Regions from separate parts of the Mus musculus genome. Here region 1 is linked to region 2. The links are chromatin loops, found by intact Hi-C in ENCODE. Cell type or tissue: left cerebral cortex. All regions are shown on one strand. Each heading gives the region's core, and the rest is flanking DNA. Links, peaks and the distances in the headings are about the cores only.

What was found. A loop is a pair of places that touch in the nucleus more often than their neighbours do. Peaks named below come from ENCODE experiments on the same cell type or tissue, not always from the same donor. Only the 100,000 strongest peaks of a DNase experiment are listed, where the experiment ranks them.
Region 1: it touches region 2 in a loop (4-fold over the local background); 2 of 42 quality-filtered maps call a loop at or near these places.

Annotation. Positions count from the first base shown.
Region 1 is chr14:93,048,322-93,061,398 of GRCm38, reverse strand. The region is part of intron 4 of Pcdh9 (protocadherin 9); the gene reads left to right. Among named protein-coding and RNA genes, the nearest start is that of Gm23509, 83 kb to the left of the region's middle. In left cerebral cortex, for the core only: no CTCF peak of the experiment used is centred there; DNase peaks (open chromatin) are centred at 5,164 and 7,339.
Region 2 is chr14:93,893,160-93,906,236 of GRCm38, reverse strand. No RefSeq gene overlaps it. Among named protein-coding and RNA genes, the nearest start is that of Pcdh9, 9.0 kb to the right of the region's middle. In left cerebral cortex, for the core only: a CTCF peak has its summit at 7,500 (motif pointing right); a DNase peak (open chromatin) is centred at 7,560; H3K27ac peaks cover 221 bases.

The sequences.
Region 1 (13,077 bases), core at 2,919-10,918, 850 kb after region 2:
TTTGTCATATTCTTATCCGAACTTTGAGCTTTGAAGGGCAGAAATTCTCTCGAAAAGTTATGGCAAAGGTTTATTTAATTAAATAAATATGCTTTTGAAAGGAATATTCATCAGAAATCTTTTTATTCATTTTTAAATAAAATATAAATCCTGTGAATGACATATCTCAAAAATATGTTGTACAAATTCAAAGAACTTGAGAGTTCTCTAATGGCAAGACTCGCTGGTGACAGTTGGAATCAGAGGATTATAATCTCGTATTTTAAGTTTTAAAAAGACCTATGGTGATAAGATAGGTTGAAGTCATTCTCCAGACCTGAAATAGTTCCTGAAGACCTTTTACTCCCATGACTGGAACTGAAAACAAAGAACCTACCAATATTGAATGGAAAAAGATATTATTTGTTATGTTTATTTGTTTGTTTGTTTGTGTTTTTTCCCCCAAAACTATAATTCCTTTTGAATTTGCCCTGGCTTGAGGACCAAATTAACTTTCAAGAAGTAGCATAAACTCAAATTTAGAAAATTCAAATTTCAGAAAATACATAAATTGAATGGAAAGTTGTAATTGCAGCTATCCTTAAACTTGGTTGGTTTTAACTGTCAACCTGATGCTACCGGACAATTTCAGGGGAAGAGTAATTATCTAGATTTGTCCTGTGGGCATGCCTAGGTGTGATTGTTTTGATTGTTAACTAATGTAGGAACACTTACTCAATTTTCTAATCAGGAATCCTGAGTTGTATAAGAGGATGAGGAGGAGAAGGAATAGGAGGAGGAGGAGGTGAAGGAGGAGGTCTAGGTGGAGGAGAAAGGGAGGAGGAGGAGGAGGAGGAGGAGGAGGAAGCAGCTAGCTGAGAACAAGCAAACAGGCAAACAAGGATGCATGTTCTTGTTTCTGCTTCTGAGTTGAATGGGAAGTGACAGGCAAGCTTCAAGGACCTGCCTGGAATGTCCCTCACTGACAGACTGTAATTGTTAAGCAAGGAACCCCTCCACATGTATGTTTTTAGAGCACACTGATAGAAATAAAACTAGGAAAAAAATCTAAGATTGATATCATTTCCACTTTAAGTGTTCAAGATGAAGGAATATTTCTGTTTGGTGTTATAAATATTCCAAATATTGCTTTACTGCTCTTACCTTTAATATGGTTCCACAACTCTAATCATTATACTTATTATTTTGTATTTAATATATTCAAAGGGTCTTCAAGTTCTTCTTTCAGGAATGGAAAATTCCCTAAATAGAGTAGGGTCAGTCACAACCGAAAAAGATTATTTATTTATTCATTTCATTTGTTTTAAATAGTTTCTATCTTATAAACAAACTGAATTTATGAAATCTGTGTTCTTAGAATTATGAAAAAAATAATCCTTATGTGGCACAAGTGATACTATTCTAGGCTTAATTTAAGAAAGCAACTAAAATGTAGATTTTCCTACTGAATTCCCCATTGAGATTAAAAAAAGAAAACCAAGTAAAAATATACATCACTAGTACAGCTTTTATCCTTTGAAACTCAGAGAACATGTAAAACTTTAGTTTGAATTTTAGCCTGTCTTCAAATAACCCAGCTTTCTTGTTTTTCTGTTTGCAAAGGTAGGACTCCATTTAGCTATATTTTTGAGATTGTACATGCTAAAAGGTCATTTGATATTTTAAAACTCATATATTGAAATCACTTATGCACTATTGTGTATTAAGAGCTTTATGGTACCCAAGTGTTATATCCTTTTACATGCTTAGTCTGAACCATTCTAAAGTAAATCAAACAGGTTAAGGGTAAAGGTAGGAGTGAGACTGGGCTGATGGCGCACGAGCTTGAATTCTTAGATTCAAGTTGGTGGATCTGGGAAGGACTAGAGCTTGTGACCTTGCTGAAGGAGCTATGCCACATAGAGGAGGGTTTGATGTTTCTAAACTACTGCCAGGGTCACTCTCGAAAATTGGATCAACGTAAGCTCTCAGCTGTTCCCGCTACCATGACTCTGGATCCTGAAACTGTAAGCCCAAATTATACCCTTACCTTTAAAAGCTGCCTTGCTCATTGTATCTTGTTAAAGCAATAGAGAAATAACTACTATGAACTATAATGCAGCAGGGGATTCGCGGGTGAAATAACTGGCTGGCCCATGCCAAGATGTCCCTCTGAGAAATCACATTGTGCTACAGACTGAGATCAAGTGGGTTTATCGTGAGGAAGTGGTGCGGTGGGGGAGTGATGGCCGAGAGAAGGGGCAGCATTAGACAGATGGGAGCAGAAGTTAGAGAGCAGAGAATGGAGAGACAGAGAAATACAAAAAGAAGGACAGAAAGGTGGTGGGGGTGGGGAGCGAGAAAGACCAGCTGTGAACATATGGAAACAGAAAGAGAAACCCAAGTGGGATGGCTAACAGTCTTTTTCTGGCACCTGCTCGTGGCAGTTGCAGGGATTGGTGGCAAGGTGATGACTAAGCCATTGCTAGGTCTCGGCGAGAAGCCTAGCAGAATCCCCTGTAAGACAACAGCAACTAACACAGGATATCCTGTCTATATTGGGATTTTGCTCTTAGGATCACCAAATCACACCATAATTCCAACAGTCCAGATTTAGCCTTCCTTCATATTAATGCTTTCTCTAATGTTGAAACCGGCAAATTCAAGCCGATTTTAAAGTCAAAAAAATAAATCAGGTTAATTTGGGAATGGTTCCCTGGCAAGTTCACCAGCCTCAGCGGACCAAACTGGGAAAAAACATGCTGAGACAATGGTAGGCAAGGAAAATGACATTTTACTGGGGAACTACCTGAGTGAACGAATGGCTAAGATGAAAGACTCAGGTGACAGCATATGCTGGACAAGATGTGGAGAAACAATGTGACTTTTAAGGTGAACAGTCTATAGGGTATGAGGTGGGTGACAAACAGTGGCTCTGGGCCTCCTCTACTCAAAGGTGGAGGGTGGTTGGTCCTTCCTCCCTGTGGTCTGAGGAACGTAATTAGCCCCTCTCTTCTGGAGGGGTGCCTATGTTCGACCTTTCATTTCCAGGAAGAGAGGGGTCCAGTGGAATTTTCTAAAGTTCCTGAAGTGACCTCTTCATTTCCATACACTAGGCTTGTGCCTAGGTATGGTCACATAAGGCCCAGATCTGGGTGGCTTGCAACTTTAAGGGAAGAGGTTTCTGACTGATTTCAAGACTTTCAGGAATACAAAATTAGGCTACTGGAGCCTTGGTTTGGAGGCTTTCTGAGTCAGCGGGTTAAGGAGAGAGTAGAAGGAATGTGGGAATGTTGTGGGCTGGGTAGGGTAGGGGTGGAGAAACAATCAGGAGTATATGAGGGAGCAGAACTTTCCTACAACTTGGAGCTATAGCATAGGATACAAGAAGGCAGGATGAATGACTACGTGCATATGCATATGTATGTTTTAATGAAGCTTTAGTTTCACAAGTAAATACATCTTCAAATAATATTCTCATTCCTGAGAGGAGAAAATAGACACCTCTAGAGACGTTAGCCAATGCCTCTGACATCTTGCTATGATTAGAAGAGTTTATTTTATGACGTATCCGTTAGTATAGTGTATTGCTTATCTTTAGATGAGGCTGTGATCCAAGGGATGCTGTTGGGGAATCTATTCTTGTAGGATTTTCCTGCATGTGCTGTGTCGAAATTTAGGTCCTTATGCATTACTCTTGTGCTGCAAAAATTGCAGTAATTTCCCTTCAAAAACCATGTCTTCAAACACAGAACGATCTTTCTAATTTATACTATTTTCACTGCTTTATGAAGCTATAGCGTTGGATACATGAAGGTAGGATGAATGACTACATGCATACGCATATGTATGGCTTATTTATTGTCAAGAATCATTTTTAAATATCTAGCAGAAAGATGGTAGGGTCAAACCACGTTTCATTGTAAGGCAGTGTTTCTTCTTACCTACAAGTATGGCTAAAGAGTTTGTTTTGCCATCAGGCATCCTGAATCCCCCTCCCAGGTACTTATAAGTTTGAATATTTATGAAAATTAATGTATTTGATTTTCTGCTTCGTTCTCACTAAATAAAAGTGAAAAGTCTAAGTCACAATCTTATTAGAAATTAAGTTAAATAATGTTCCTCATTTACTTGGAATAGTACCTAATTTGAAATACTCAAAATGCACATATTTTTCATTGTTTTATATTCTTATTTATTCTTTTTATGACTCCTGCTATTATCCAATCTAATGTGCTAGACAATATATAAATATTATATGAATCCATCAATCACAAGCTGTCCAAACGAGGGTGACAAACACTGGCAACTATGTGCATCTTTTACATGAATTCCTGAGTCAAACAATAGGTTTTTACATGGGTAATGGAAAACTGAATGCTTGCCTTCATGGTTATACAGTAGACACTTTACAGGATGAGTCATTTCCCAAGTCCTACCATTTATATGTGAAAGCAAACAACAATGAGTTTGCTTACAGTATAATTGTGATTTTTTTCTTAAAAACTAGTCTTACAGGGATAATGTATGCTAGCTGCCAAAAACAAACAAACAAACAAACAAACAAATTAACATTTCAATAATCAGTCCATGTTTTTTCACTTACTCTACTATGATAGGATCAAACAATCAATGAAAGAAAAGAGATGTTTGAAGTCTATCTAGATGTATTTGTCCTTATAACCAACACAATTTTATAAAGCTTTAGCCAAGACTCCTTTATGCTCTTTCATCACTGTTTAGATAGATAGGTTTCCGTGGTGTATGGATGTCAGTAGTTTGTACTTCAGGAACACAACCGCTATGAATCATTGCGTTAGCGATTAGACAGTTTCTAGAAATCTAGGTTCACCCTCATAATTACAAGTTCAAATCTGAAGGACTTTGCCATCATCTCTTCTTTGTACCACCATTAAATTTGTACCATGAACCAAAAAGGAAAATTTGTGAGAACAGGCGCCTGTGCCCTGTGTCACAGTTGTTTCATGAAGTGAATATGGAAAGTAAGTCACAAGGAAGGAAAAATACTTGAATGGCATAATCAGATCCGGGATATTTTAATAGTGAAGACATAGATTCTGAAGCCTCGTGTGTGGTACTTTAGGAAAAATAGAATGATATGGATATGCATAAAATTATGGAGAAAGAGGCTTCTTTCATGGATTTGGCTCAAAGATTTATGAAGGTTGCCAAGTCTAAATGGCACATAGAAGAACAGACTGCAAGGATCTGTTGGCTCTGCTCTATCGAGACAGAATTCCTAGTCTGGTTTAGGAGTGCCATCTTTTATTCATCTTAGAGATTTCAACTGATCAGAGTGGGCTCATATGTACTATAGGAGCAATCTCTTTTACTTATAAATACTGGATTTGAATGTCAATCATAAGTAATGAATGCCTTCAAAGTAGCATTAGCTTGTGATCAAATGCCTGCTTACTACAGAAAAGCCAAGTTAGCACACACAATTTTCCATCACAAAGTGGATTGCACTTTTCTTGCAAACTGCACTTAAAGTACCCCCTAGCAAAGAACACATCTCGACTTGATGGTTAGATTAGTCCAGAAAACATCCCTCGCAGTCTCCTGGTGGTGGTGTACCTTATTGGAGAACTTCCTAAGATTGAGTTTAACTCTCACTGATGCAGAGAAAAATTAAAGCTTTTAAATTTAATGAAAAGGAGAGTGTGAGAAGGAGATGAGGAGGGGAGGGGGAAGGGACAAGAAAGGAGGAGGGAAAGGAAGAAGGAAGATGGAGGAGGAGAGGGAGAGAAATTGGGAGAGGGAGAGAGTCAGAAACAAATATTTTGTTCTTAGGTGATTCCACTTAACATTGTTTTCTTTCCAGAGCAGTTTTACTTCCACACAGAGCTAGCTGCTCTTAATTGGAGCCCACTGTTTACCTCAAGAAAGAGTACTGTGAAGACACAAGCATCTTGTGGCTGTGCTATTAGAACAGAGTAGCCCTATTGGCCAGAACATCATGGGATTCCTAGTTCCTCACTTCTATCTCGGTGCTGCTTTTCTTGTAGGAATAGTAACCAGGGCTTTCCCAAGGCTCCTATGGTTAATATCCAGGAATGGATTAAAAATAAAATCAGCAACATACCATCAGAAAACTGTGGAAAATCAATTACAAGGTTATTTTTTTTCCTGAAAATTTACATGTATTGTTTTTCCAGCTGTACGTAACAGGTCCCTATTCGTGTCTTGTCTTCATGTTATCTTGTATTTGGCATTTTATACAGAAATACATGTAAGTCAGACAGCCTTCCTCATTATGGAATCCTATATGTTCTCAATTTTATCATAATTAAGAGTCTTTGCAGTTGTCAATGGCACCTTTAGGTTAAATATAAACCAAGCATCTGCCACCATCAATGTAAGAGAGCAAAATAATGCCATGACTGCTGAGAGGAAAACTTGAGATGCATTGAAATGAGCCTGTCATCTAGGCGAATGGTGACAAACACGTACTTGTTTAGTATGTAAATGAAAAGAGCTATTAAGTATACATATCTTCATATATATGCATATATATGTTTCTTTTCATTTACATGCTAAAGTAATATATATATGCTAAACAGCATGAGATTTTGTGACATGTGTCCCCAGCCTCTTCACCTCTCATTCAATGCCTCTTCCACTGGTATGATTCAGCAGCTATATCCTGTGATAATCAATCAGTCATCTGATAATTAATCTTCCATCTAACCCCACCTCTGAGACCACCCCTCCCTGCTTTATGATATACTAGTAAACCCTGCCACAGACATGGTCACATTAGTACATGACTTCTATGCCTCAATTTTGAGACTTGTGTCTCTTGAAAAGTTCCCATAACCTAGCACTGGGCAGGATCTGTACAATAGGTATTTATTGAAAGAGAATTACCATAATAGGTCACTAAGCAACTCTCATTTGTACTAGCAGATTTAAGAATTGCAACAGAACTCCATTGATAAGGTTAATAGAGAGGTCTGGGAAAATTCTCTTAACAAAATAAAGATCGCCCTGTGCAAAGCACTTGAGAGACAGAGGGAGAGCTTTCTCTAAAGGCCGCCTCCTTTTACCTGGCATCCTCTCCCTTTCATACACTTCACTTCTCTTTACTTCTGGACCCTGCCTCCCTTGAATGAGCACAGCAGCATCACTTCCCAGCGGACAGTTACTTAGCACTTCTACATGCTTCTGAAAGTTGGAAAGTACTTCTTTCCTGGGTGATCCAAGGAGCATGGAGAGCTTTTGAATCTTCTTAGGAGAAGCACTGAGTGCAGCCTTCTCTTTGCTTTTGAGAAAACACCTGCTGGTAACTTTGATTCTCTATTATGCTTCCATAGTCCCCGCTCTTCCTTTGCTCTATAGCATTTATCAGAATCTGCAATGGCTTTCTCCGTGTGTGGTTATTTTACTCCAGGCTGTGAAGGCAATGTAGAATCCTCCTGCCCACTCTCCTGTATTTCTCACTAAGCCACCAAAAATCAACCTCTAGCAAAAATGAGAGAAATTAAATGAACATAGAGTGGTATATGTAATGTCTGTAGATTTCTTCTCAAGTAACCTACCATTTCTAAGTTCTCATATGGAAACACTATGATTGTTGATTCATTTATAGCCACGAAAGTGAAGTGTTTGTGAGGATGCTACCAGCCATGCTACTCAGTGTCCTCGGCACATCTCAGTCTATTAAGATGCTTAGGGAGATATGCACAGGAGAGGTATTGCTGGTCTCATATGAGGCTATGCCAGTGCCTGGCAAATACAGAAATGGATGCTCACAGTAATCTATAGGATAAAACACAGGGTCCCAGTGGAGGAGCTAGAGAAAGTACCCAAGGAGCTGAAGGGGTCTGCAACCCTATAGGTGGAACAACAATATGAACTAACCAATACCCCCAGAGCTCGTGTGTCTAGCTGCATACGTAGCAGAAGATGGCCCAGTTGACCATCATTGGGAAGAGAGACCCGTAGGCATTGCAAACTTCATATGCCTCAGTAGAGGGGAATGCCAGGGCCAAGAAGTGGGAGTGGGTGGGTAGGGGAGCAGGGCAAGGGGAGAGTATAGGGGACTTTTGGGATAGCATTTGAAATGTAAATAAAGAAAATATCTAATAAAATAAAATAAAATTACAGAACATTAAAAAATGCTTAGGGGGATAGATAAGCATCTTCTAAACAGCATCACTTGGAATAGTCACTGTCTTCAAGATTGTCATTAAGCCACAAGATAATGTTAAACCATTTTACTGAGTCTTTTGTCACATTAATGATAGCTATTCTTGGTGAGAAACTCCAACAATGAAAGAGATTTATTGTCCTTTGGCATTTATGAGGTCTGGGTAAAGTCATTCCATACTAAACCATATATATCCATTGCATCATCATTTCATTAATATGTTTGCCTGCGTTGTGCATTTCTAAGGACCATGTAATAGGCTTCAAACTTGAAAAGTCTCTCAGGTTGCCTAAAAATTACAAGTTTATGTTTATTCCATATTTTTTATATTGTACCAAAATTGGCCTATAATAAGTGAAAATATTTCAGGAAATGCATACATATCATATTCATGTAAATAGAAACACACACACACACACCTTCCTCTCTATGTACAGTTTAACTAATTCTTAAATTTCTAAGACAGATTGAACCAGTCCCTAGTCAGAATACTACCACCTGCAATTTTCTCTTACAAAGGAGTAGTCAATTTGTGAGACAACCCTCTAGATTAAATAAAAGAGCCCATTGCTCTAATTTGTTCTTCATAAACGTCCCAGCCTTCAGCTTTGTGCCTGATGGTATAATTTCCTAAATAGTGGCCTCCATGCTTAAAATATAATAGCCTTTCAGGAATGATCTTACTAAGCCTAGAAATGACAAATGTTGGCCCTTGTATTTGAACCCATGAGGCTCTGCAGGCATTTTTAAAATATAGAACTCTTTTGTGACTTGCAGGTTTCTCCTCCTTATTAAAAATTAACCTCCAAATGCCTTTTGAGTTTACTTTTTTACTGTCCCAGAACTTCCCCCTTGGAAGTTATTTTGATCTTCTTTGCTGTTAAGGAGTGGCCTCTTGTATTTCTGGCATTGTTGTTAGTTTTGTTCTTAATTTTTTTTTTTGCTGTATTTTATATTATGTTTGAAAATCACATTTTCTCCTTTAGTCTTATAGAGGAACAGAAAAGCAGCTCAAGACCTTGTACCAAGTCTGTCCAGTGGGCTACAGGCGAAGCAGAGTGAGAAGAGGTATTGGCAGAAAGGATGGGTGTCTGAGGCAGGCTGGATATGCTGCCCAGTCAAGAGCTTTTCGTGGGTGCTGAAGCCCACTTGCTACAGGACATGCTGAGGCAGACATTTGTATCGACAAGTGCTTCTAAATATGCCACTGTATCAGCAGGAAACAGAGGATCTCCTGATTTCAAGTTTTGCTAGTTTTCATTTTGGAAAATGGGACCCTGTGAGCAATTACTTGGTGAATTAGCAAGCATCCTGGATAAACATCCATATCTGTGTTATTAAACTGGAGGATATTTTTAAAAAAAAGTAAGGCATACCAGCAAGAAGAAGTTCTCAAAATAAGCATGAGTGGACTTCTATATGGTTCGTTCTCTGTGCAAGGATCTTGTGAGGGAACTTATATATGAAGTGCAATGTTTCTTAGTCAGCCCCTGCAGTGGAGCACTCACAAAGTGTGTTAATCCTCTAATTGGGTTAAATTCATTTAATTAGCAGTGAAAAGATGCATTTTAAGTGCTTAATAAAATGCTTATATTCAGAGCAGCTACCAGATGTTTTCGCTATAGATGTTGTAAAGTTATGCATGCTTCTTTTTCCTTCGTTGAAATGAAGAAATTTTACGTGATGATAATAAATTATAACAATAATAATAATACCTGATTTGCTTCAGCAAAGTTTGGTTAATCTCACCAAAGAAAACCCAGCATTTTTGTTTTATAATTTCAGTACAATCTCTCTTGTAACACTCTCCATTCAGTCTGCCTACATAGACTTGCATCCTTACACAACCTCTGCACACAAACAGACACTATTTTGAGATGAGGAACAGCAAGAGTTGTTTTGGATGACAAGTGCGAAAATATGAACCTTGGGCATTGCATAAAATGCCCACGTTTAGTGAGTTAACTCGGTGGGTATAGGTGATGGCGGCCAAACTTCTGACCTAATTTTGACACCCATATATATATAAATGGTAAAGCAAAGAACACAATCCTGCAAGTTGTCTCTTGACCTTACACCCACACCATAAGGGTTTGCACAGGCATTAATAAATATAGAATTCCTTCCACAAATAAAAACATTTCCTGGTACAAGGAGTCACAACACACTTTATTTACTGAGAAGATTGTCTTGGTTGAGATACATTGTCTCAGAAATGAAGAGTCTGATAGGCAATGAACACAGACTCCCTTAGTTAATATGCCATCAAGTGATATGCTGATGGAAAATGGCATCACTAGTTGAAATCTTAGACCTGAATTAAATCAAGACTTTTAATGACTGAATAGCACTATATGGTTAGAGGGAAACATTTCAGCTTGTGCAATCTAGGTTTTCCTGCATCTTCATTAAATTCAGAGTAACTGTTAAGTATTTAGAGCCAGCCCATCACTTAGTCACATAGACAACTGTGATTAAAATATGTGACTAAAAATTATAAATATAAATTGACAGAGACCAAACAAATTTGCATTTGTAGAAGAACCTATTATTTTTTTTTCCATTTTTTATTAGGTATTTAACTCATTTACATTTCCAATGCTATACCAAAAGTCCCCCATATCCACCCACCCCTACTCCCCTGCCCACCCACTCCCCCTTTTTGGCCCTGGTATTCCCCTGTACTGGGGCATATAAAGTTTGCAAGTCCAATGGGCCTCTCTTTCCAGTGATGGCCGACTAGGCCATCTTTTGATATATATGCAGCTAGAGTCAAGAGCTCCGGGGTACTGGTTAGCTCATAATGTTGTTCCACCTATAGGGTTGCAGATCCCTTTAGCTCCTTGGCTACATTCTCTAGCTCCTCCATTGGGAGCCCTATGATCCATCCATTAGCTGACTGTGAGCATCCACTTCTGTGTTTGCTGGGCCCCGGCATAGTCTCACAAGAGACAGCTACATCTGCGTCCTTTCAATAAAATCTTGCTAGTGTATGCAATGGTGTCAGCGTTTGGATGCTGATTATGGGGTGGATCCCTGGCTATGGCAGTCTCTACATGGTCCATCCTTTCATCTCAGCTCCAAACTCCGTCTCTGTAACTCCTTCCATGGGTGTTTTGTTCCCAAATCTAAGGAGGGGCATAGTGTCCACTGAGAACCTGAGACTGCGGTACATAGGGAAGCAGGCTACCCGGGCCTGATCTGGGGCACAAGTCCCTTCCGCTCGACTCGAGACTCGAGCCCCGGGCTACCTTGCCAGCAGAGTCTTGCCCAACACCCGCAAGCGTCCACACAGGACTCCCCACGGGACCCTAAGACCTCTGGTGAGTGGATCACAGTGCCTGCCCCAATCCAATCGCGCGGAACTCGAGACTGCGGTACATAGGGAAGCAGGCTACCCGGGCCTGATCTGGGGCACAAGTCCCTTCCGCTCAACTCGAGACTCGAGCCCCGGGCTACCTTGCCAGCAGAGTCTTGCCCAACACCCGCAAGGGTCCACACAGGACTCCCCACGGGACCCTAAGACCTCTGGTGAGTGGATCACAGTGCCTGCCCCAATCCAATCGCGCGGAACTCGAGACTGCGGTACATAGGGAAGCAGGCTACCCGGGCCTGATCTGGGGCACAAGTCCCTTCCGCTCGACTCGAGACTCGAGCCCCGGGCTACCTTGACAGCAGAGTCTTGCCCAACACCCGCAAGGGCCCACACGGGGCTCCCCACGGGACCCTAAGACCTCTGGTGAGTGGAACACAGCGCCTACCCCAATCCAATTGCGTGGAACTTGAGACTGCAGTACATAGGGAAGCAGGCTACCCGGGCTTGATCTGGGGCACAAACCCCTTCCACTCCACTCGAGCCCCGGCTACCTTGCCAGCTGAGTCGCCTGACACCCGCAAGGGCCCACACAGGATTCCACACGTGATCCTAAGACCTCTAGTGAGTGGAACACAACTTCTGCCAGGAGTCTGGTTCGAACACCAGATATCTGGGTACCTGCCTTGCAAGAAGAGAGCTTGCCTGCAGAGAATACTCTGCCCACTGAAACTAAGGAGAGTGCTACCCTCCAGGTCTGCTCATAGAGGCTAACAGAGTCACCTGAAGAACAAGCTCTTAACAGTGACAACTAAAACAGCTAGCTTCAGAGATTACCAGATGGCGAAAGGCAAACGTAAGAATCCTACTAACAGAAATCAAGACCACTCACCATCATCAGAACGCAGCACTCCCACCCCACCTAGTCCTGGGCACCCCAACACAACCGAAAATCTAGACCCAGATTTAAAAACATTTCTCATGATGATGATAGAGGACATCAAGAAGGACTTTCATAAGTCACTTAAAGATTTACAGGAGAGCACTGCTAAAGAGTTACAGGCTCTTAAAGAAAAGCAGGAAAACACAGCCAAACAGGTGATGGAAATGAACAAAACCATACTAGAACTAAAAGGGGAAGTAGACACAATAAAGAAAACCCAAAGCGAGGCAATGCTGGAGATAGAAACCCTAGGAAAGAGATCTGGAACCATAGATGCGAGCATCAGCAACAGAATACAAGAAATGGAAGAGAGAATCTCAGGTGCAGAAGATTCCATAGAGAACATCGACACAACAGTCAAAGAAAATACAAAATGCAAAAGGATCCTAACTCAAAACATCCAGGTAATCCAGGACACAATGAGAAGACCAAACCTACGGATAATAGGAATTGATGAGAATGAAGATTTTCAACTTAAAGGGCCAGCTAATATCTTCAACAAAATAATAGAAGAAAACTTCCCAAACATAAAAAAAGAGATGCCCATGATCATACAAGAAGCATACAGAACTCCAAATAGACTGGACCAGAAAAGAAATTCCTCCCGACACATAATAATCAGAACAACAAATGCACTAAATAAAGATAGAATATTAAAAGCAGTAAGGG
Region 2 (13,077 bases), core at 2,690-10,689:
ACTGGAGAGAAAGAACTGGAAACACAGGGAATTGGAGCACCTTAGGTGTACTGGCTAGTTTTGTGTCAACTTGATACAGGCTGGAGTTATCACAGAGAAAGGAGCTGCTGTTGGCGAAATGCCTCCACGAGATTCAGCTGTAAGGCATTTTCTCAATTAGTGATCAAGTGTGGGGCACTAGGCTCTCCACAGACAGACTGGTCTCCAGTTGAGCTGAGGTCTGAACCCCGAAGTCATAATTCACCTACATGACAGGGTAGGTGTTCCCTAATGCTCCTGGAACTCTGGCTCCTGCCTATGTTACTGACCCCCACAGCCCCCACAAGAGAAGCACAACAGTCACTTAGGCAATGGCTCAAGCTTCTGACCTTCAGGCTAAACTCCTCCCCAGTTACCTAGCAACAGTAAAGACCATAAAAAGGGCTGTTCAGCCCCCTGCTTGCTCTCTTACTTGTTTCTTTCTCACTTCTTGCCCCTCACTCTCCTCTTCTCTCCTCTCTCTTTGTCTTCTCTCCTCTCTCCTCTCTCTTTGTTTTCTTCTCTCCTCTCTCCCTCTTACTCTTCTCTCTAGCCCTCTCTCTCTCTCTCTCTCTCTCTCTCTCTCTCTCTCTCTCTCTCTCTCTCTCTCTCCCTCTCTCTCTCTCTCTCTCTCTCTCTCTCTCTCTCTCTCTCTCTCTCTCCTCTTTCCCCTTGCCTTTCAATAATAAAGCTCTACAACCATAGAATGTCTCTGCTCATCAGGGCCCACTGCGCTTGGAGGATGGGACAGGCTTTCTCCTAATGAGCCATTTCTAATTTCCCATTAGAAGGCCTTCCTGTGCTCCAGTCAAGATCTGCTGCTCGCACTCTCACAGGTGTTGGGAACGTTTTCCCTTATCCCTCTCTCCCATACCCATGGTGGCTTTAGCAAGGTAGCTTTGAAAATCCCAGGTAGGGCTGCCCATTGGCCACCCCCTGAAGAGTAGGTCAGAGGCTTGAATGCCCACCCAGGGCTGAGTGGACAGTGTATGGCAGCTTTCCCATGCCTGACAGACCAGAGAATAGGTAAAACACTGGCGTGGGTCTTCCCCTGCCTCTCGCCTGAGCCCCCTTTTTGTTCCCTACAATCAAGGAGGGAGGTCCACTGTGGGTGGTGCCATCTCTCGGCTGGTAGTCTTGGGTTCTATAAGAAAGCAGGCTGAGAAAGCCAGGGGAAGTAAGCCAGTAAAGAACATCCCTCCATGGCTTCTGCATCAGCTTCTGCTTTCTGACATGCTTGAGTTCCAGTCCTGACTTCATAAACAGCAATATGGAAGTGTAAGCTGAATAAACCCTTTCCTCCCCAACTTGCTTCTTGGTCATGATGTTTTGTCCAGGCATAGAACCCTGACTAAGACAGTAGGTATTGAGGCACAGCCCATGGTTGCTCAGGGAGAACATCTGATTACCTTTCAGGTTGCTTTCAGCTTTTTCTACTGGCAGCTGGATTCACAACCTGAAAATACATGAAAAATGAAATTGCTATTTGTTATAAAAGGAGATGTAGAAATAGACATAATCATGAAGTCAGATTATCTTCCAACTTTACCTTTTTAAAAGACCAAAGTAGAAAGTAGACTATTACGAAATTAGAAGAATACCCTTCTTTGGGAGGGAACTAGGCATACGTATCAATAAAAGTAATATAAATTTGATTGCAATGTTTAATTTACATATGTGAAAATTTCATATTAAAACATACTATTTTATACAATTAATATGAACTGATATTTCTCTTTTTTGATAAAACTATTGTGCCTGATTAAGAGTAGGTGGGAAACTCGAGGTCTTTCAGAACTGAAGTAAGAACACTTCATGGAAAACACTTAGTGCTCAGTACTGGCTTATTGACTGAGCCATCTTTCTGCCTGTTTAGCTGGGATTTGTTGTTGCTCTCCCCCCTTTGTACTCATATATCTGCATTAGAACACATTTTCTGCAGAGAAAAACTGGGAAAACACAGACCCTTACTCTTGCAAAATATAGAAATGTAACTGGAAGCAAATTCACTTGCCTGGTTATGATATAATGATTTTTGAAAAACCTTTAGTTTCTGTGGTAGAATAAGTAAAAGAAAGCCACCTTTAGGGATTGCGAATGAGGATTACTTTTCTTATTTAAATCTTTTTAATCAATAATTTCAGATCATGTTTCTCACATCCTCAACGCTGTCCAGATTTCCCCCTACACTCTATCCATTAATTCATTTTCTTTCTCTGTTCTTCCTCCAATAACTAAAAATCTAAACAAACAAACAAGCCAACCAAAAAAGCAATAAGAAAAAATACAAAAACAGAACAGAACAAAGAACAAAGTCTTGCTATCCCCCTAAAAACAAATAAACAAAATATGGAGTCTGTTTTGTGTTGGACAACTAACTGGTCATGGGGCTGCCTCCAGTTGTTACACTCCTTGACATGTCACTGGAGATAACTGTTTATCCCTTTCACAGAAGTTATCAATTGCAAATAGTGTCCTGGTTAAGGGAGGGAATTTGTGTCCAGTTCCTTTCTCAGTGCTGGGGTTTTGTCTTGTTTGAACCTGTGAAAATCTCCTGGATGATGCCACATTATTTATTATTATGTATTCATTTGTATATCATTTCTATTCATTTTAGCTCAACAAAATGGATATCTCTCTTTGTCATAGGAAAAAAATTAAAGATAACTAGTAAATGTATTGAGCAAGCAATAGGCCACAACAGAGACTTGTAAGGTAATACTTAATGTGTTTTGTAGAACTATTCCCAAAGCAAAGAAAGAAAGAAAAAAAGAAAGAAAGAAAGAAAGAAAGAAAGAAAGAAAGAAAGAAAGAAAGAAAGAAAGAAAGAAAGAGGAAGGAAGGAAGGAAGGAAGGAAGGAAGGAAGGAAGGAAGGAAGGAAGGAAGGAAGGAAGGAAGAAAGGAAGAAAGGAAGAAAGGAAGAAAGGAAGAAAGGAAGAAAGAAAGAATCAAACAAGCAAATAAAGAAATAAAAGCATTTGCTAAATTTATTCTCTTAAGACAAAAATAATCAGATGAATAGAGGCTGTTCTAAAGGCAAACTGCACAGAAAATATTTTATCTACCATAATGTTAGCTAAAAACTAAACTTAGACACGTACTTCTAATTTCTTATTTTCGCATACAGCCTTCCCATGGTCTCCAAGAGGGAATGGTTTGGGGGCTCCCCCGTGGGTAGTAAAATCTGCAAATGTTCAAGCCCTTTAAATAAAATGACAGAATTTGCATATAACCTATACACATACTCCTGTATACTTTGTCATCCTGTGATTATTTATAATACTCAATATAACACAAATGCAATGTGAATTATTGTTTTTGTTGTGTAGAGAATAGTGACAAGGAAAAATGTTCCTGTACAGACAGAGAGAGGCAATTATTTTTTTTGGAATAGTTTCCATTAATTGCTTGACACTGGGGAGGTAAAACAGGTGTTTGAGGGGTTGGCTGCACGCATGTGTTTGTATATCCACATAAGATTGCTTTTCCAGAGACAATAATTTTATTTGTTACAACTCTGAAAAATCTCTTTAATAACAGCAATAAAGATAGGCCAGACCCTTCTGTTAATGGCAAGCATAGCTCTTAAAAAGCAAACCTGGTGTCATTTATGAAAAATTCGACAAAATTCAGGGAGCACTTAGTAAAGCAGGACGTCTTGAAATAAGTCCAGAACAATCTGAAAATTGCCAACAAGTTTAGCTGTGAAAAAGGCTCTGGAGAAGTCGCTTCTTCTAAATGAAGGGAGAAAATCTTGGTCTTGTTTTAATAATTTAGAAGTTGACAGAATGCCTCTCTGTTCTGAGTCATGACTTGTAATTGAAAATAATTATTGTTTATACAATGTACTCTGATCACAATGTCCTATTCCTTATCCCTCTGAGATCCACGCCATCAATTCAACTCCATTTCTTTGCTTTCTCTGTTTAGAAAATAAACAGGCAAATCAAACAAAATAAACTAGAATACATTTTTTAAGACAAAAAAGGCACAAGAAACACACACACACACCATAAAAAGTCAAAATCAGAAGCCATATTTTCAAACAGAAGACCAATAAGATAAAAATGTAAAATTGCCCACAAAAAGGCATCTGAGACAAAAATCTGTAGAAAAATTATTGAATTTGTTTCATGTTGGCCATCTTCTGCTGGCATGGGGCCTGTCCTTAAGTTTATCTACCCACTGAGACTCCACTGGAGAAAACTAAACTTTCCTTTGAAAGAGTGAGTTGTCAACAGAAGGTAGCTTCTTGGGTAGGGATGGGAGCTTATGCTCTCTTCCCCCTCTCACTGCTGAGACCTCATACGGCTTGGACTTGTGCAAGCCCTGGGGATGTTTTACAGGCTCTCTGGGCTCATTTCTGCCCAGCTTGCCTTTGATCTTGAGCCTTTTCTCTCCTATCTTTATACAGTATATTAAAGGTCTGCTCAAACCAAAAACGATCTAGTTCATTCAAAATAATTTGAGAAAAGTGTATGCTAAAATTAAAAGATCAGGCTATCATGAAAAAAAAAAGAGAGAGAAACTTTTAGTAAACATAAAGGAGAATTAAGATGTAAATTATGAATGTGTCTTTGTGTTTTTAAGAGTAGTACAAGTAGACTTGGAGGTTGGATGGGATCCCCTTTGTACTGAAGAATATCATCAAATAAAGGCAATTGTATGCTTATATAACTCTTATTTTATGACAAATATTGTGATTATTGACTTATTGGTTCACTTGAAGGGCATTAATGGATGCCAGCACCTTCCAATGTCAATTTGTCAAGTAACAGAATATTCATAGACACTGAATCATCCCACAGGTCATTGGCTATTTGGAAGGAGATATAGCCTCTACACTGAGATGTGTTGTGGCAATTCCTGTAAAATGAGCTCGCTTCACATTATACATGGTGAAACAACCTGACACTACAGATGTCCTGGGAAAATGAATGTCAGGGACACTACCTCCCCTATGAACTATTTACTGTCCATGGTAGTGTTTGACTAAGTTCTCTGCCACACAATTAAAGTAGATTTATGACTAGTTCAAATTAAGATCTACTAGAAAATACAGGACATATTTTAGACAGGTTTGGGTTTTTTTTTTGTATTATTATACTGGTTGTATGACGAAATGATGTATTGAGATAAAGTTGGATAATTTAAAATTTAAGTTATTATGTTTTTAAATTATTGTAAATAGCCATAAGGATATTTTTGGTTATGCCTAGGACACCAATTACATCTTTAATGAACATAAGTACCTTAATTCTGCCTTCCACTTTACAAAACTGTAGGTGCTAGAGCATTAAATTAATGATCCTAAGAGAAAGTAATTAAGCAATTCCAAATTGTGGGATGATGCACCCTACAACTGCCCTTACCTCTTCAGAAAGTCAACATCTTAGAATTGTTCAGATGCTTAAACAAAGGAACTAACAGGCAGCCAAACAGAGGCAGTGTAACTATATCAGAGTTGTGGAAGTGGGAACATACTGGCTTTACATTGTATTTATGCATAAATATAATACATAGAGGCACAAGATGATACTACAAAAATGGTTGTTGCTATATTAAGGAGATACTACAGTTTCAAAAAGGGTCATGTTTTCTAGGTTGTGAGTTATTTGCAGTCACGTGGTTTAAGTATATATCTTACTTTCCTGTGTTTGAAAAAAAAATCTACATGCATACAAAATCTTTACAGTTGGGCAAAAAATTTTTTTTGGAAACTATACAAAATTTAACTTATATTCTTTTTCTATGCATTCATGTCATGTTCTTTTTGGTGTTTCTGATTTTGTTTAGAGCTAGGAGAAGGCCTTAGTTTGTGAAGTAGTTGTCCTTGCAAGCAGGATCCCAGAACCCAAGCAAAATCAGACGAGTTGTTGTGGCCTGCTGACAGCGTTTTTCAGTATTCCCAGTGGAGACAAGGCATCCCCAGGCAACCAAGCCAGCTAGAGTCGGTAAGTGGTTGAAAAATACACCTCAGTAAACACGTGCATGCCAAACATCACATTTATGCACCCGCACACATGGAGATGTATGGTCACACACATTCACCATACAAAGGTTTCTTCTTAAAATATGAGAGTCCAAAGATGGACGTAAGTGGGGGAAATGTGTTACATTTTCACAGAATGTTGTTTTCTATGTCCTTTCATGTGCATTTTTAAATTGGTAAATCAATGAATAATATATAAATTGTAATACCAAATAAATTTATTAATGTTATTAACATCAATATATTAAATAATAACTTTAATATCATTTAATAAAATAATAATTTGGCAATAGTAATATGGCCATAAGGATAATATACTTAGGACAGCGGTATCGATTTCAATTCCTTTCTTTCTATTTACTGTAAAATTGTTGAGATCATAGATGCTAGACCACAATGAGAGACTAGGTGCCTCCCTTCACTTTCATCAACCCTGAAATTTTACTAGCACTAAATATGAATTAAAAACTAAAACTGAACAGAACTATACAAATGCCTAAAATTGTTTATTTTAATTAGAACATCAAATAATAAAATCTGACTTTTATTTTGCTACTGGTTTCTCTTTCCAAAGGCATTGTCACAGTGCTATGTCATCGTGGCAGAATTATATTAACTTGAGACATATTTGACTATGTTTGAAATACATGATTAACTCAATAATCATTGACTATGTTTGGAAAATATGACGAACTCTCTAATCATATAAATAAGCTTGCAATCTTTAATATTTTAAGTTCAGGTCAGTCTTAAGAAAACAAAATAGAAAACACACTTCAGTGACAAACTGTAACATCGGTGTGAATTTTTATAAGTCGTGTGTCATACATTTCACTAGCAATCAATTCAAAATGAGTGAAGCGTCCAGAAAAACTTCAAACTGGGATATCAATTTCTAACTTCCAATGCAGCACACGTGTTTATATTCATTTCAATTGAATAATGTTAGTACATCTAAAATTTGCCATCAAAAAGGTGTTTACTGCTCACCAGAATTTCTATTGCTTCACACGTTTAATGAAAAGTGCAGCGCAGTCAGACCCTGCTCACTTTGTACCATTTCCCATCCTGGATATGTGCAGGTCTCAAGCTCGGATGACGGATGTCTTTCTCTCCAAGAAGCCGATAGGAAAGAAGCACATTTTGAAACAAGACCAAAAAAAGAAACACATTGCCACCAACACGTATATTCATAAAACCATGGATAGAGAGGAATAATAATTCATATCTGTTACCTTTTGTTAGAAAACTCCATTATAAAGTTACTACATAATATATTGACATCATTATCTTTGGACATTTTTACCTATTTATTTTACTTAAATTTTACACCTCTGAAAAATTATCCCACAGATGATGTTTAATTTGTAGGACAGAAATCTAAACTATGCTTATTTTGTTAACTTTTGAAAGTCATAGAGTAGAAAATTAAATCTTACACTCCTTCCTCTTTTTTTTTCTCATTTTATATGTATTGCAGAAAAAGTCCTCTAGATGGCAGCATTTACCACAGATAGAAATTATATTGGAAGGAATTTAACTCTAAAAGTGACAGACTAATTGATAAAGTTGAAATTTTTCCTTGTTTTAGGTATGCAACCCAATGCTTTACCTATATGATTACATAATTGCTCATTTATTAAGGTGTTACTGAAACTACATTTTACACATTTCCAAAGAATAGCAGGCTCAGCCCAATTCACCAAAATAAATATATATTATGTGTATCCTTCGGAGGAACTAAAATAATTTGCATTGATGTAGAGATAAATATGAAAGATATGTTAACTAACCACATATTTATACCTGTTTTTTTAAATATACGTATGATAACATTTGGATGAACTTAGAAATAATTTGTTAGAAAGTTAAGTGTTAAAAATCAAGACCAGGTTTTAATTTTATATTCAGATTAACCTGTTCTGACTCTCATTAGCATTCTAAAATTGCTGCTGTATTCGCAATGGCTATGAAATGGAAACAACCTAAAAATTCATAAACTAATTATAGAATTTAGGGCAGTCGATATTTTGTTAGTGCATTTCTAAGTGGGTTCAATACTTTTAACTATTACACTACAATATCAATTCTAACAACTCAACTGTGTATATTGCACACTTATAAAAATTACAAATATTTACCATATTTACTTTTTCAAGTATTTATGTTTGAAAAACGAAGATAGACAGGAACTAGGTAAATAAGACCTTTTGCTTGACCCACTGAATTTCTGTACCTTGTACAAACTTAAAATGCATGTCTCTAATAGTTGTAAAAGAGTATTTATTTCCTACACTATTAGCTAACTATATAGAATGATCAATGGTACTATTCCAAATAAATCCCTAAAGATATGAATTGCACTGATATTATTACCTTTTGTGTGGCAATTTAGAAATTCATATAAATTGATTCAAATCATCTAAATCAGCCATAACTGTGGCTAGAGGCCTACATCAAGTCACATATCTGTGGTTTCAGCTTTGATATCAGTGGATATGCATGTGTATGCTGAGGAAAAAGGACTTCCTTTGTGAACATTTATTAATTGAAAGCATCCCTGTCCATAGAAAAACTACAGATACCTCCACCATCACTAAAAGGATTCCCAAAGATATTAAACTACTCTTAGTTGAATAACGTTGAAAATACAAATTTCATCTTGTGACTTATTTTCCTTCAAAATTACAGAAACAGCAGTTAGGCAAGTACAAGTCGCATTTTAGTCTTTTGTCAATAAATCAGGATTAAGTCAGCATCTTCCAATTTTTGTAACTATGTCTTACATTAGTTAGGACTATAAACAGCAGTCCTTATGACCAAATGGCACAGGGCAAATGTTGAGAAGTTTGAGCACAGTATTACTGGACAGTGGTGACTGAGAGCCAGGTACTTAACCATGGTAATTGTGAATCCTCCTGTGAATAAACCTCATTTTCTTATTCTTTCTCCTTCTAGTCTCCAATAGTAACTGGTTTTTATATAATGCAAAAAACTCATGCATATACAACTTACTGTTCACAATGCAATTAGTTTGCTCATGAAATATTCTTACAGATACTCACAAGGAAGCCAAATTAAGTGTAATAGGATGTTTAAAATAATATGTTCAATAAGCAATTATACAAATATTAAGATTTAAATCATACAAGGTTGCTATCACTAACACAAATATATATACATATGAACATTGTGTGTGTGTGTGTGTTGAATATATACATCATGAGCATTCAAACTTAGGGAAAATATAAAGAGAGAACATATAAATGCCAGGTTTCAAGTGACAGAGGCAAGGAGGATCATAAATTAGAGGGCAGGGAATCCTAGTCTATCCTCAAAAATATTTAAATAAATAAGTAAAAAGAAGCAAAATTATACAATATGAAGCAAATATTGCTGTTTGTAATAGTATTCAAAAATAGATTATCTGATGCTAAATTCATCCATGGTGTATTTTATAACCCTAACACAATATTGTCCAATTCACTTTCTAATAATTATGATATTTACCTTAAGTATTACTTTCATATATTCTCTTATTCTTATTCATATACACTTTGATTAGTTTTTGTTGTAATATTTTAAAATTCTGTCTCTGTTTTGATGGTAAGGATCAAATGTTTGAAATTAAGCCTATTGCTCTCTTAAAATGGTCAATAAGCTCACATCCATTCATGTAAGTACAAACCGTTCTAGATTCCATTCATGTAAGTACAAACCGTTCTAGATTTACCATGAGGTCTCAAAGACAGGTGCTAACTGGCTGCTGAGGTGAAGTTTGAATGGTTTGGAAACATAACTATTCTTTCAAATTAATTTTTTTGGAATGCATGCTTATCTTATATTTATGAAGTTCATTTTACAAAGAAATTTTCCCTAATTGGGATTCCTTACAAAGTAATTCCTATAGCAATTTTAAGGAAGACATTTTGTTACATTTTGCCTTGCTCTACTTTATTTTGGTTACCCTAGTTTTCAGACTCAGGGCTTGGGAAGATCATAGACAGTCACTCCACCAATGAGCCATGGATTCAATGTCTGCTTTTAAAAAGAAAGATAACAAATGTTTAATTCACATTAAAAAAAAAAAACAACAACCTTACTCCATAAAACCTAGAAAGACCTCTGAGGCCTACCTAACCCTTCACAGTATTGCACCTATCATTGTCCTGGGTACAAAAGTTCATACATAGATGAATGGCATGATGTTGTGAAGTTAAATACCTTTGAAGGGCTATTAACCTTAGATTCTAATGAATGAAAGTGCCTCCCTCCCTCCCTCCCTCCCTCCCTGCCTCCCTCCCTCCCTTCCTGTCTGCCTCCCTTCCTTCCTTCCTCTCTGCCTGCCTGCCTTCCTTCCTTCCTTCCTTCCTTCCTTCCTTCCTTCCTTCCTTCCTTCCTTCCTTCCTTCCTTCTTCCCTTTCTTTCCTTTCTCCCTTCTTTTCTTTCTTCATTCCTTCCTTCTTTGTGTCTGTCTGTCTACAGCATTGTCTAACCTAGAACTCACTATACAGCCAGGGTGTCTTTGAGATTGCAGCAGTCCTCTGGCTTCACCCTCCTGGTGCTAGAATCCTAGGCAGGATCTGCAATGTTGGAAGAAATAAGATGCTTCATCTTAAAAATTTAAGGCCCTGTAACTACATGAAGAAGCATAGTTCTACATATGTACCATGATAGTGAGTCAGATCCTGGACAAATTGTAACAATGTCTGCTGAAGGCAGGTGGGGTTCATCTCCAGGACACTGTTGCAGTGGGATGTGGAGATAAGTCAGGACTGAAGCAGCCAACAAAATGTAAGGTTATCCTGACTCACCCTAATGCAGCTAGCAGAAAACCTTCTTTGAAATTTAGTTCTGAGGAACTATAAGAGGAAAACGAGGCTCATCCACCCAGTGGTACGTGAGTAAGTCTATTTGTGTGCACCTTATGTAACAAACTGGGCCTCCAGAGGAAAATCATGTGAGTATAGTGTTTAAAATAAAGTCTGAAAACATGAAAAGAATAAGAAAGGAGGAGATGGATGCTGGCCCAGAGGAAATGAAATTTTATTTTCAACAATATACGGTTATTAATGAAAGGGAAAGTCATACTACCAACTTTTAAATGCCTTAATAGACAAATTTTCCTAACTAGATCTTGGCAAATGCTATTGTAGTTGAAATGTTTACTAATGTCTCCATTTTTATGTATGAGTAGAGTTATTCCAAGTAGCATGCACACTTATTCATATCATTGCACATTATTCATATTACTGTAGATCGAAGGATAATACTCAATGTTTTATTCTAACAATTTTAATCTAGCTTTATCCGACAGAATCAAGAAGAAGCTGCCTATATTGTACTTAAAGTTACACAGATTTAGAGAAGTTACTTAATTTGAAATATTGCATAAGTATATTACCATTTAAATCAAATTCTATACCTTCCTAAATCACCACAAGATACCTTAGTCATACCGGTGAAAACGTGTACTGTCAAAGAACTGTCTACATAAAATTAAACTATTTTATAATTCATTAGAAAATTTGAGAATTCAATATATATATATATATATATGTATATATATATTTTTAATTTACGTAGTAGTCATGACAGAACAGTGGCTCTGAAACGTGTCAGTTTACATTGTAATAACTTTAAAGGCACCAATCTGACACATATAATCTGTGTCAGTCACGAAAATATAGCAAACTGTTTTAAATTTAGATCAGTCATTCAAGGAGAATGAAAGGTGTCACTGGGGTTCCATGATAATTTGATTACCTGCATTAGGGTGCCTTAAAAAATGAAAAAAAAAAAGAAGTAAAGGAGAATAAAGATACTCAAAAAGAAGAGCTGACAGTCACTAAGAAAGCAAAGGAATTAACCCACAACCCACTATACTTAGTCATTTTGCACAGACTTCAGAAGGTGCTAATTTCTCCTTGTAGTGTTAAAATTCTGTATTGTCATTTTCTCAAGAGTAGTAATGCACACCACCCTTAACAAGGCCTTTAACACATCATTCCTCCCGAAGCACAGTGCAAAAGCCTAGAACTGTTGTGAAATGGTAGAGAGATACTGCTGTGACATCACAGGCCCGTGATCTATTCGCTGTCTGTTAGATGCAGCACCCCTCTGGATTACATTTACAAGTATAGAGCATGAAATATGTTTTACTTAATTTTTAACCTTCAGTACACTGTAGAAGCTGTGTTATTCTGGTCTTGAAATCCTTGAGGAGGGCATGTGATCATTTTCAACATTATAGCCTATGTCTTTTATAGAAAATGTAACATGCAGGAATGATCTCCATATGAAATGTAATTTTAACAATGCTGTGTGATAACTAGGAAGTCATACACCAGAATCCAATTAAACTCGACTTCTTAATAATTCAGGTTATTATATGCCATTGCATGGAAATTATTGTTTAATATATAAATAGAACGATGTTAAACATGGGGAATGTGTAACCATTCCAGTATTCCATATCTGTTTCTATGTGGATCTGAAGGCATTTTAGGCTTAAGTTAAATGGCCAGGGTTGACTTAGCTTTGTATCCTATGACCTAGATAGCCAGGAGTGAACAGTATGTCTCTTATACTTTTGCCCAGATGGTACTAACTCTTGAAGTACTAATCAGATAGCAAGGGTAACAGCATCATAATTCCTGGCTGTAGAAACATGCATTGCCAATTGTGAATGAGCATTAATTAAAGAGATCTAGTTGGATGCATGTATACACACACACACACACACACACACACACACACACACACACACACTACACTACACTGCACTATTTACACACAACAAACTAGATGACAACATAATATATTTAAATGCTTCAAAATGTGAAATAAAATATAGCATAAAACAACATATAGTTCATACCAAAATTAAAACGTTATCCTAATTAACACCCATTTACTTAATTTTTAAACATTATAGTGTATTGTAGTGTACTTGAAATCATATAACAAAGTATGTTGTATTTGAGGCAAGAACTTCAAGGTAAATAGCAAAGGTCTATTTAACGTGTAATTTTCTTCTAGGATTATTAACAAAATAATATTTATC